2 separate regions of the Mus musculus genome follow, and region 1 is linked to region 2. Evidence: chromatin contacts called from ENCODE POLR2A ChIA-PET data. All regions are on one chromosome and are shown on one strand. The core of a region is the stretch at or near the end of the contact, and the rest is flanking DNA. Distances in the headings are between cores, read along the strand shown. Region 1 holds the start of Snhg15 (small nucleolar RNA host gene 15). Region 2 overlaps Ccm2 (cerebral cavernous malformation 2).

Region 1 (5,922 bases), core at 631-3,130, 41 kb after region 2:
TGTCTTCAGACACTCCAGAAGAAGGAGTCAGATCTCATTATGGGTGGTTGTAAGCCACCATGTGGTTGCTGGGATTTGAACTTCGAACCTTCGGAAGAGCAGTCGGGTGCTCTTACCCACTGAGCCATCTCACCAGCCCCTAATTTTTTTTAAAGTTTTTTTTTTTTTTAAAGATTTATTTATTATATGTAAGTACACTGTAGCTGTCTTCAGACACTCCAGAAGAAGGAGTCAGATCTCATTATGGGTGGTTGTGAGCCACCATGTGGTTGCTGGGATTTGAACTTCGAACCTTCGGAAGAGCAGTCGGGTGCTCTTACCCGCTGAGCCATCTCACCAGCCCCTAATTTTTTTAATTATAGTTATTTAATGCGTGCACATGCACGGAGTTCAAAGAACAACTTGTGGGACTTGCTCCTCTCCTACCACAAGTGTGCCAGGGGTCAAACTCAGGTCATCAGGCTCTGTGTCAAGTGCCTTTCTTTACCCAGTGAGCCATCGTGTTGGCCCCAAACAGGCAGGTTTTGCAATTTGGAGTCAAGGAACAAACTCTTGTCATTAAAGCATTGAAAGTTGGAGCCTCAAGTCCTCTGACAACTACATTCAGAAAAGATGACTCCCAGCTGGGCCTGGTGAGCCCGGATTGTAATCCCAGCTACTTGAATGTGCAGATCCCTGGAACTGCAGTTAAGGATAGTTGTCATCACCATGTGGACGCTGGGAATTGAATCTGGGCTCTGTGTAAGAGTGGCAAGTGCTTTTAACTACTGAGCCATCTCTACAGCACCAATTATAAACTCTTTGTAATTTTTATTGTTACATTTGTGTGTGTTTGTATGTGTGACACGTAAGCATGCACATACACACAGCCTACAAGTGGAGTGGGCAAACAATTTGATGAAGTCCCCTTTCCTTCCACCTTATAGTTTCTGAGATTCAAATTTAGGCTTAGTGGCAAGAGCCTTTCGCTGCCGATCTACCTTCCTGGGCCAAAAATAAAGTCTTAGCTCCTTTTCAGTTATGAGCCTGTGGTTTGTGTCACTAGAAATTTAATGAGAACTAAGCCACCCAACCTCTAAAAAGAGGGGGGAATAAAAGAGAGAAAGAAAAATTCAAGAAAGGGCTGAGGATGTGACAGTAGAGCATTTGCAAGCTCAAGGCCCTGGGCTTGGGAATGGTTCTCCGGTGACTTCTGATCTGAGTGTGGCCATAAGCTTTGTTAACTATTACAAAGACTCGTGCTTCTTGTGGTGCTTGTTTCTGCAGCAAATTCGTGAAGAAGTCCATGTTGGAAGGTGAAGAAAGGGCAGACATATGTTTTTAAAAGAAAGGAAAAGATGGGCAGTGGTGTCCCACGCCTTTAATCTTAACACTGTGGAGGCAGAAGCAGGTGGATCTGAGTTCGAGGCCAGCCTGTTCTACAGAGTTCCTGGACAGCCAGGCCTTCACTGAGAAACTTGTCTCGAAAAACAAAACAAACAAAAAATAAAGAAAATAAAAATGCTGACCGAGGTTTTCTTTCCTGCCCCCTCTCACTTTCTGGTCCATTCACATCACTTTGTTGTTGGTTGTTGTTGTGTTGGTCCATCCCAGGGCCCAGCGTCCACGTGTTTCTCAGCCAGGGCTACCTCCGGTTCCAGGCCCCAGCTTTGGCACCCGGATTACTAAAAGGATAGGATGCAGAAGGCAATCCCTGAGTCTGAGGTCCGCATTCGATCAACCGCCACTACCAGGACCGGCCAGCTGGGGGAGCGGGTTAAACCCGCGCTCGAGGCCACGCCCCAGGGGCGCTGACGTCAGTGTCTTGGAGCCCGCGCACGCGGCTTTGGGCGGGGCTGCGTGGTGACGTTACGCGTGCGCGGCTCGCTGCTGTGACCGTAACTTTAAGCACACGTGAGCGTCCTCAGCTGGCAGCCATGGCTGGCGGGTCCTTCCTAGCATGTGCTGCGGCCCTCACCTTATCTTCCGTCATCAGGGCACAGGCGCCGTGCAGGGCTATTCCGAGTCCAGGTAGAGATGGCTGAGCTCGGTGGCAGGAGATCAGCCTGCGGTGGAGCAGGGACGTTTGCCCTGGGGAGACACGTGCCACCGGGTGAGTTAGGCCTGTTTCTGGGGGATTCCTTTCCAACCCCAGCTAGTTCCGCCCAAGCAAGCAGAGTCTTCCCTCAAGAGATTTTTTTTTCCTTTTACGAGAGAACGTTCGGAGGGGCTAGAACTGGGTGATACGCACTGGCTGCGCTGAATCTGTCTTTTCTCCCCTCCTAGGTGGACATCGAGGCCCTGTGGGTGGCCCTACAGCGTGGAAGGGATGACCGAGCTTTGGGACATGTCCTGGTAAGTCAGTTGTGGAAGCTCGGTGGCCGGTGAAGCCAAACTCCGTATCTTGAATTCATTTTCAGGACTAATTCTCTCCCCTAGACTTCTGGGGACTGGGAGACTGCAGTATGGGTCGTGCAGGATTGGAGTGATATACTTAGCAAGCCTCCAGCGTGCTTGGGTCTGCAGTGACCCTGTGCATTCCTACAGTGCTTGCCAGAACAATTTTGAAGTGGTTTGAGGCCTTGCCCTGCCCTCTCCAGAGCAAGGTTATAGAAATTTCAGACAATATGGCAGACACCTGCCACGTGGATAAATTACAAGCCGGTAAGATTTGCAATGCTGCACTTTGGGTTTTTTGTTTTGTTTAACTGTGTGGGATAGTTCTGCACATGGTGCAGAGGCAAATAAGTCATTTCTTGTTGGTTTTGTTTTGAGGCAAGGTTTCTCTGTAGTTCTTGCTGTCCTGGAACTCAAAACAGATCCACTCACCTCTGCCTCCTGAGTGCTGGGATTAAAGGTGTGTAAGGCTACACCCAGCTGAATATTTTTCTGTGCTCCAGAGTTAGTACAAAGTAGTAAATCCTTAAAACAGTTACAAAATACAGCAGGAGTACCAGAGTTGGGTCTCCGGTGTTGAAGTAAAACCCCAGGTGTGGTGACACGTGGTTTTGGTTCCATTTGGGCTCTAGGCCTTATTTTTCTTTTTTTTTTTTTCTTTTCTCGAGACAAGGTTTCTCTGTGTAGCCCTGGCTGTCCTGGAACTCACTTTGTAGACCAGGCTGGCCTGGAACTCAGAAATCCATCTGCCTCTACCTCCCGAGTGCTGGGATTAAAGACGTGTGCCACCACACCGGGCCTTAGGCCTGGTTCTTAAAAGGCAGAGAGCCTGCAGATGGTAGAAATCTGGCTGCTGTGCCAATACCTAAGGAAAGCCTCCCGGCAAAAGGAAGGAATCCCAGGTACTGGGATTAAGGGTGTGTGTTACCACACCAGGCCCTCATTTCAAATCTTTATGTTGAAAGGGAATAAAACTGTAATTCATGTAATGTATGTTAAATAGCCCAAAGAGTTGTTTCTGAGCTTTGAAACCTGGGGCTGAGAACATAGCAGAACAGACCAGGACATGCCCGGGCAAGCCCATCGCCTCCCTAGCTCCCACCCCTCTGACCTAAGTTAAATGTTACAGGCTGCTGATGTGAAACCGCGCCAATTCCTCCCCCAGCCCCACTCCTTTTCTATAAAAACCCCTAGCTTCCAAGCCTCGTGGTCGAATCCACTGTCTCCTGTTATGTGAGATACGTTTCGACCCGGAGCTCCGCCATTAAAAAAACCTCTTGTTGTTACATCAAGGTGTTGTGTTCTATTCGTGATTCTTGGGTGCACGCCGAATCGGGAGCTGAGTGGGGGTTTCCCCACTGAGTTCTTTCAATGTCACATATGTGAGTGCACTGTCACTGACTTCAGACACACCAGAAGAGGGCATCAGATCCCATTACAGATGGTTCTGAGCCACCACGTGGTTGCTGAGTTCAGGACTTCTAGAAGAGCAGTCAGTGATAACTGCTGAGCTATCTATCTCCAGCCCCTTAACTCAAACCTTTAATTGTACTTCTTTTGTGTGCGTGTCCATGGGTAGGTATGGGCCAATGGATGGCATAGAACATCAAGGTCAGAGAACAGCTTGCAGGAATTGGTTTTCTCCTTTGATAGCAGGCATCTCTAGTCCTACAGCCTGTGTTCTTTTCTGGAGTGCCAGTCATGACTGAGTTGTGTTGAAGGGAAATGTCCTGTTCTTGGTATGGAAGCTGTGGGGTAAATGGTACGTGGACAGTTGCCAGCTTAGTGTTAATGCATTTGGCTCACTGACTCTTCCTTCGGTCTAGGAAACCTAAGGTGCTGGAGCTAGAAGAGACTTGATAGCACTTCAGAGACCATCAGGCTGTTTCGTGGAACTTCCACCAAAGAGGTGAGGATGCAAGAAGACACTCAGGTCACATCAGGAATTAGGCTGGCCTCAAAGTTGCTATGCAGCCAGTGATGGCTTTGAACTCCTTAACTCATGTTTCTACCTCCCTAGAGTTTGAATTACCAGCCTGTGCCAGGAAGCTCGGGCTCTACTTCTGTCTGACTTAGTAGTTGTCCATGACTCAGTCATCTGGTTAAAGTGTATTTAAAGACAATGAGAAACCTGTGACCTTTCCATATTATAAGTCATGTGATTAAATCTCAGAAAGGTTAGACTCCTGGGTTAGATTCTTGTAGATGGCATTTGCCTCTGGTTTGATTTCAGCATAGTGTCCATGAGGAAGTCGTGATTCTAGATGGAGTGGGCTGCTACAGAAGGGACCAATGGGCCTATTGGCTCACTGGGGGTGCAGTCGGGGCTCAAACACAAGTTGGGCTATGCCACTGCCCCTCATGGCAGTGGCCATGTACAGCAACCCTTAGTCTCATGATGGTGCCTCTTCTTCACAGCGTAACTTGATGTTTCTAATCTTTGCAGATGCAGAAATGGAGACTCCAGAGCTGGAGAGAGAGAGATGACTCAACTGTTAAAAGCACTGACTGCTCTTCCAGAGGTCCTGAGTTCAATTCCCAGCAACCACATGGTGGCTCACAATTATCTGTAATGGGGATCCGATGCCCTCCTCTGGTGTGTCTGAAGACAGTGATGGTGTACTGACATATATGAAGTAAATAAGTAAATTAATAAATAGAAATGAGACTCCAGCTGTGTTGATCGGGTTTGAAGTCCTCTTGTTGGATTCTAGAAGAATCCCAAGTTTCTGGTTCTTGGCCTGAGCTTGATTCTATGTTTGTCCTCCTCCCAGACTCCTTCAGCTCTTGAATAAGGAGCCCAGCTGGCCTATTGTCTGACATTTGAATAGAATAAACCATGGGTATTGTAGCAGGCTAGAGAAAAGCACACCTGCTAATCAGAATACATCAGAGGCAAGAAGATCAGGCTGGCCTGGGTTACAAAGGACCCTGCTTCAAAAAGAAAGTAGATGTGATTTTATCCATGACTTGTCTTAGCCTGTTTATACATTACATGTGCTAAAAACACTGGTGGCAGCCCAGGTAAACCACGGTGCCTTTCCATTCTCAAGTACATGCAGGTGATTCCGTGTGCCACCTACATCATGCCTGCTTGTATACTTTTAATGACCATTTGGAACTTGCACTTGATTGGATGGAGGAGGGGTGCTGGAGTTGTCCCATTAAGGCTAAGTTGGGGGTGAGGTACAGGGGGACTGTACTGTGAGATCCTGAGGATCTGCCCTTGGCTGATAGAATCGAGGGTGTAGCAGTCAAGGGTTTGTGCTTCCAGTACCTGTATCAGACAGTTGTAACTGCAGTTCTAGAAGATACCTGGCATCCATCCCTGTCTCTTCCCATCCCAGGGTACATAATTTACCCTGGCTGGGCACGCCTTTAAACTCCGCACTGGAAAAGCAGGCAGATCGCCCATGAATTTGAGACTAGTCTGGTTTGCAAAGTGAGTTACAGGACAGGCAAGGCTGCTGCTTAGGCTTCCTAGCACCCATATGAAAGCTCAGCAGATTGAAACTTCCTCCTGGGGATCTGACACCCTCTTCTATC
Region 2 (5,136 bases), core at 1,972-4,471:
TGTGTGTACAGGTGGTGTGTGTGTGTACAGGTGGTGTATATGCATATGTGGAGGCCTGAGGTGGTTGTTTCTCAGGAGCTGTCCACCTTGCTGGTTGAGTCAGGGTCTCTCACAGGGTCCTGAATGACTACTCTTTTGGAGGACCTACATTCCCAGCATCTGCCCACATACATACACATCTCTAACCTCTGCAGGCACTATACTGGATAGTACACAGACACACACACAGACACAGACACACACACACACATACATATCCTTAAAAATAATAAAAATAAAATTAAGAAGACAAATCTTGACTCTTTGTTATTTCATTATGAACAGCATGTCCTCTTGTCTTTTTGAGAATAGTATATGCAGCTATGTGCTGCCTAGTGATGGCTTGGCCTACAACAGCTAATATAACAAAGGTTCCCTAAGATCACAAAGGCATCACATTTTCCCAATGCTGAAGAACTTTGTGGCCATCTGAACATCCCAGTGAACATCCCATATGGGTCAATTCATAGTGATATGATGTAAACAAGGCGGAATACATTAACAGCTACACAATAACTATAGCACATATATAATATTTAACACTCATAATAAATGACTGATGTTAATACTGTCAACCTGACAGAGTCTAGGAGACAAACCTGTAGGCATGCCTGTGAGAGAGCTTCTACACTGGACTACTAAAGTGGGAATTATGGAATTATGACACATTAAAGTTATTTTTATTATTTTTAAGTATATGTGTCATAATACCCACAGCAGCGCATCGCCATGCATCCCTGCTACTTCCTGCTGTGAGGGGGAACCCTGGGACCAGCTGCCCATAGTCCTGATGCCATGCCTTTCCAGGAACCAGAAGAAAGCCTCCTGTGGGTTGTTTCTATCAGCTAGTCTGTCAAAGCAGAGAAAAGTACTCAATATAACTATGTTACTGGTCTATGTATTTACTGAGGTATACTTTTTAGCATTTGAGTACTCCTGTCTAAACAGTTTATATACCAGGTGTAGTGCACACACCCTCAATCCCATCTCTTGGGAGGCAGAGGATAGAAGACCTTCAGTTAAGGGTAGCCTAAGACACATAGTGAGATATTGTCTTAGAAAAGCAAACCAGAGCTAGAGAGATGGCTGAGGTCTTCTAGAAGACCTGGGTTCCATTTCTCAGCAGCAGACCCAGGGAACCCCACATACCCCACATCCTCCTCTGGCTTCTGTGGGCATTGATGCATGTGGTACATAGACATACAGGTAAATAAAACATCTATATGGTCAGGCAGTGGTGGTGCACGCTTTAATCCCAGCACTTGGGTGGCAGAGGCAGGCGGATTTCTGAGTTCAAGGCCAGCCTGGTCTACAGCGTGAGTTCCAGGGCAGCCAGGAATATACAGCAAAACCCTGTCTTGAAAATTCAAAAAAAAAAAAATTCTATATGTATAAAACCAATCAATTCATTCACTTAAAAAATTTTAACAACCAAAATTTCAGTTTGTTCTTATCAGTTGAAAATAGCTCACTAGCAGCCAACAGCAGATGAGCCCGTCATTCATCTGATTACCCCAGTGAGTGACTGGCTGGCACACCTATCCACACATAGGTTCCCACACTCCCATGTTCACAGCAACAAAGCTATCCAACAACACTTTCCTCAGAACTTGATCCACTATCAGCACGCACAATGCCCACTGCTGCCCTCACTTTGGAGCCACTGCTTTCAAATTCATGTTTACTGTCTTGGGCTCAATGTCAGAAGTTTGCAGGAAATGCACACTTATGCTCTGCTGCCTGTGTTTAAAGGAGACCCTAAAGAGCTGACTGAAGCTGTGTGCTGGGCAGGCTTTCTATCCGCTAGGTTCCATTCGAGCTGAATGGCCGGGAATCCGAGGTCAGTGCAGAATTTCTCAGCTGCATCAAGGAGAGCGCCACTTGACGGTAACCTGTCTGTGTTTTCCAAGACATTCCGGAAGCCTGGACATAAAAGGGGTTGTGGACTCACACCATCCCTAACAGGCTCCGACTCAGGAAGCTCAGGCTGGGGCTCTCCCACCCACTCCTATGCCAGCTGTCAGTAAATCCCAAGCCCTCCTCTCAATGTGGAGGGTGCCTACAAATCCATATTTAGTCAGCACTGGAGCCCCCCGAGTCACTGGACTCTGTCCTCTGCAGGGGCCTGACCCAGCTGGAGCCACCAACTAGGCTACTTCACCTTCACCGCTTCCTTCTTTCCAGTGGCCTTCTATGACCAACACCTCTCCTCTCCTCTCTGAGCTCACAGCTTCTATCATTTCATTAACTTACTTTCAGGGACATAACACAGCTTGAGTAGTCTTTTGGGCACAGGCAGGCCTGAGATATAAGGCCTCCAGCGTTAGGCTGAGCATCGGAGTCCTAAACAAGGGCCTGGAACAAGCGCCTGCTGTCATCTGTCTGCAAATCGGAGGAGACGAGGTTTCCCTGTTTTACACAATATCCATGACCTTCAAGACAGAGTAGTCTTCTGCTACACAGAGGATCAGAAACCAAAGCTAAGGACTGGGACTGGGTTTGGAGTTTTCATTATTAGATACATCCAGAAGCAAGACAGAGGGTAGGACACAGGCTAATGTATTTATGCAGAGCTGGCAATGAACTGTTTGGCAGGCGTGCCCTGTGGCCCATGGTGACTTACCTTCACCTCCTTCTCAATATAGTCGCTCAGCAGTCTGTCTGGCTCGACGCGCTCAGGTAACGCCAGCACCACAGTGTGCAGAGGGCGCCTCTCTGTCACCTTCTCATGGGCTTTCTTATCTCTACTCTTTTCACCTTTTAGGAATACTCGTTTAAATGGCGACACAATTCCAGGCTGCAGGCAGAAATGGCAATGATTGGAGTTCATTATTCACACATTTGTGTTGTACCTACCACTAACAAACAGAGTTAGCACCGTCGCCATGAAAATAGGACTGTGCACAGCAGCCTATGAGAAAGGACCAACATGAGGCTGAGGCATGGCTCTGGAGCCAGCTCAGACTCTGCACAAGGACAGACAGGCCTGTTAAGTGGCTGTCACACTCAGAAGGCAACTCACTGTCATTTGGGGAACAGTCCCCCAGAAGAGAGCCACACAGCAGAGTTCCAACTCCTGCCAGCTCTGTGAGCCATGTCATCTCAGCTCTGAGGTGCAAGTGGGACAGGGAGGGCTGCCACCCACAAGGCCTCTGTCTCAGCAGCCAAGGCCACATGAGCTCTAAGGAGCCCAGGCGCTAACTGAGCCCCAGGTTCTCATGCAGCCCCTTCCCTCAGGCAGGGCTCCAAGGCAGCCACTAACCTCACAGCCTCACCCCTGCTGGATGTGAGCTTAGTACCGAGGCTTTGAAGACTCGACCTGTAATCAAAATGAACTTGTGGGCCAGGGAGAGGGGAATCAAACCTAGTGCCTCCTAAACAACCGCAACAGAAGCTATCCCCCACTCTGTGGAAAGATGGCGCTGCCAGCCATTCTTTGTCACTCAGAGAAACACTTAAATACATCATCTACAGCATCAGCTCAGAGGCCAAAGACACGAGCAATGAAAGGAGGAGATGATACCCTAGCTGTTTTCTCTCTGCAAGAGACATCTCTCCTACACTCACCCACTATGTTCCTGGCAGCCAGGCAGCAGCTGGGAAACTACAGCAGGCTCAGCTCTGACCGTCCCTCCCCCCAAGCTAGTAACAAACAAAAAACGGAGAGAATAAGTTATCAGGCAAGACTCACATGGCCAAGGCTCCCAGGAGATGCCGCATGTGGCTACTTCCCAGCCTCACTCTTAGGCTCAGCTCTCAGCACCAGGCATGAAACCAACAATCAAATAAGACTCACCCAGCCTCAGAAAATTACCCTGACACCTTTCCTGTGCCTGTGCCTGTGCCCTCCTGCTGTGGACAGCTTCCCTGCCTCCTTAGCTTCACATCCTTGGTCCTTGTTATCTTGGTTTTATTCCATTGATCTACTAAGATGGGCACAGATCCAGGAGGCCCATCCGACAAGACAGCAGCATGAGTCTCGGTGTTAGAGCTGTGCACGCCCAGCCGTCATGCCTGCTGCTCTCCCCACAGGCTTTCCGCCAGGCTCAAGGCTCAACTCCTCTGTGGTGGTCTGAGCTATCCTGATTCTTTCCCATACAAGGATATGAGCTGAGCTATGGTCTCTAAAATGAGCTATGATTGTTGCATGTTCCATGTTCTCATGAACAATCCATGCGATAGCTACAGAGAGCTGAGCTGATTATATTTGATTATAATGGAAAACGGTGTCAGCAGTTATTTCCGTTACTGTTTTTACTCACAACAATCCATCTCCTCTTCAACGGCTGTCTTTACAGCCCAGCACCAAAGCCTCAGACTGTCTTCCACTCACACTAGATAATGACCCATGACCACCCACCCGACTCTGAATCCAAAGTAGGAAAAGATTGTGACCCACGGCCCTGTAAATATTAAAATATTCCACTCATGGGAGCTGATTCTATCACCAGGCATCTGCCTCTGTGACCTAGAATGGTCTGTCATTGACCCTGTAGTCCTATCTTGATCAGTACACACATACATACGCACACACACATGCATGCACGCACACATAAACGCTTGTGTTCACACATGCAGGGCAGTTTCCTGCACTCACTGCTGGTGTGGAAAAGAGAGAGAGATAAGATGACAGGAACTCCAGAGCTGTAGCTGAGTGTTGAGCACAGGCACTTCCGCTACTTTTTTGAGACGTCTCCAACAGCTCAGGCTAGCTTCAAACCCACTGTGTGGCTGAGGAGACGGAGCGTCAGTCCTGTCTCCTGGTCCCAAGGACTACGGCTAGGATTCCAACATGCACACCATCTGTTTTGTTTTGTTTTTCTGCAGTGCTAAGAATAGAACCCAGAGCTTAGCTGGCGTGGTGGCACACGCCTTTAATCCCAGCACTCAGGAGGCAGAGGCAGGTGGATTTCTGAGTTCGAGGTCAGCCTGGTCTACAGAGTGAGTTCCAGGACAGCCAGGGCTACACAGAGAAAGCCTGTCTCAAAGAAACAAAACAAACAAACAAACAAACAAACAAACAAACAGAACTCAGAGCTTTGTACACGTTGGGTAGTTATTTCTCCACCTGTGTTATATCCCTAGCCTCTCTCTTTT

Evidence for each region. ChIA-PET counts read pairs that join two places held with the same protein, here RNA polymerase II (POLR2A).
Region 1: POLR2A ChIA-PET joins it to region 2 with 19 read pairs in Patski. The contact joins the promoter of Snhg15 here to the enhancer-like site in region 2. POLR2A ChIA-PET finds 5 or more read pairs at or near these places in 4 of 5 experiments (Patski and embryonic stem cell).

Annotation. Positions count from the first base shown.
Region 1 is chr11:6,524,718-6,530,639 of GRCm38, reverse strand. Snhg15 (small nucleolar RNA host gene 15) reads left to right here and starts at 1,880. Exons shown (of 4, transcript NR_045893.1): 1 at 1,880-2,092; 2 at 2,266-2,334; 3 at 4,203-4,285; 4 at 4,823-5,049. It overlaps LOC115487884 (a small nucleolar RNA gene), which reads left to right and starts at 2,475; the gene lies at 2,475-2,607.
Region 2 is chr11:6,567,664-6,572,799 of GRCm38, reverse strand. It overlaps Ccm2 (cerebral cavernous malformation 2), which reads right to left. Exons shown (of 10, transcript NM_146014.3): 2 at 2,663-2,836. Among named protein-coding and RNA genes, the nearest start is that of Ccm2, 23 kb to the right of the region's middle. Within about 2 kb of position 3,221, at least 2 of the 3 ENCODE cell types and tissues checked have a DNase peak (open chromatin) inside an H3K27ac peak, as active enhancers do.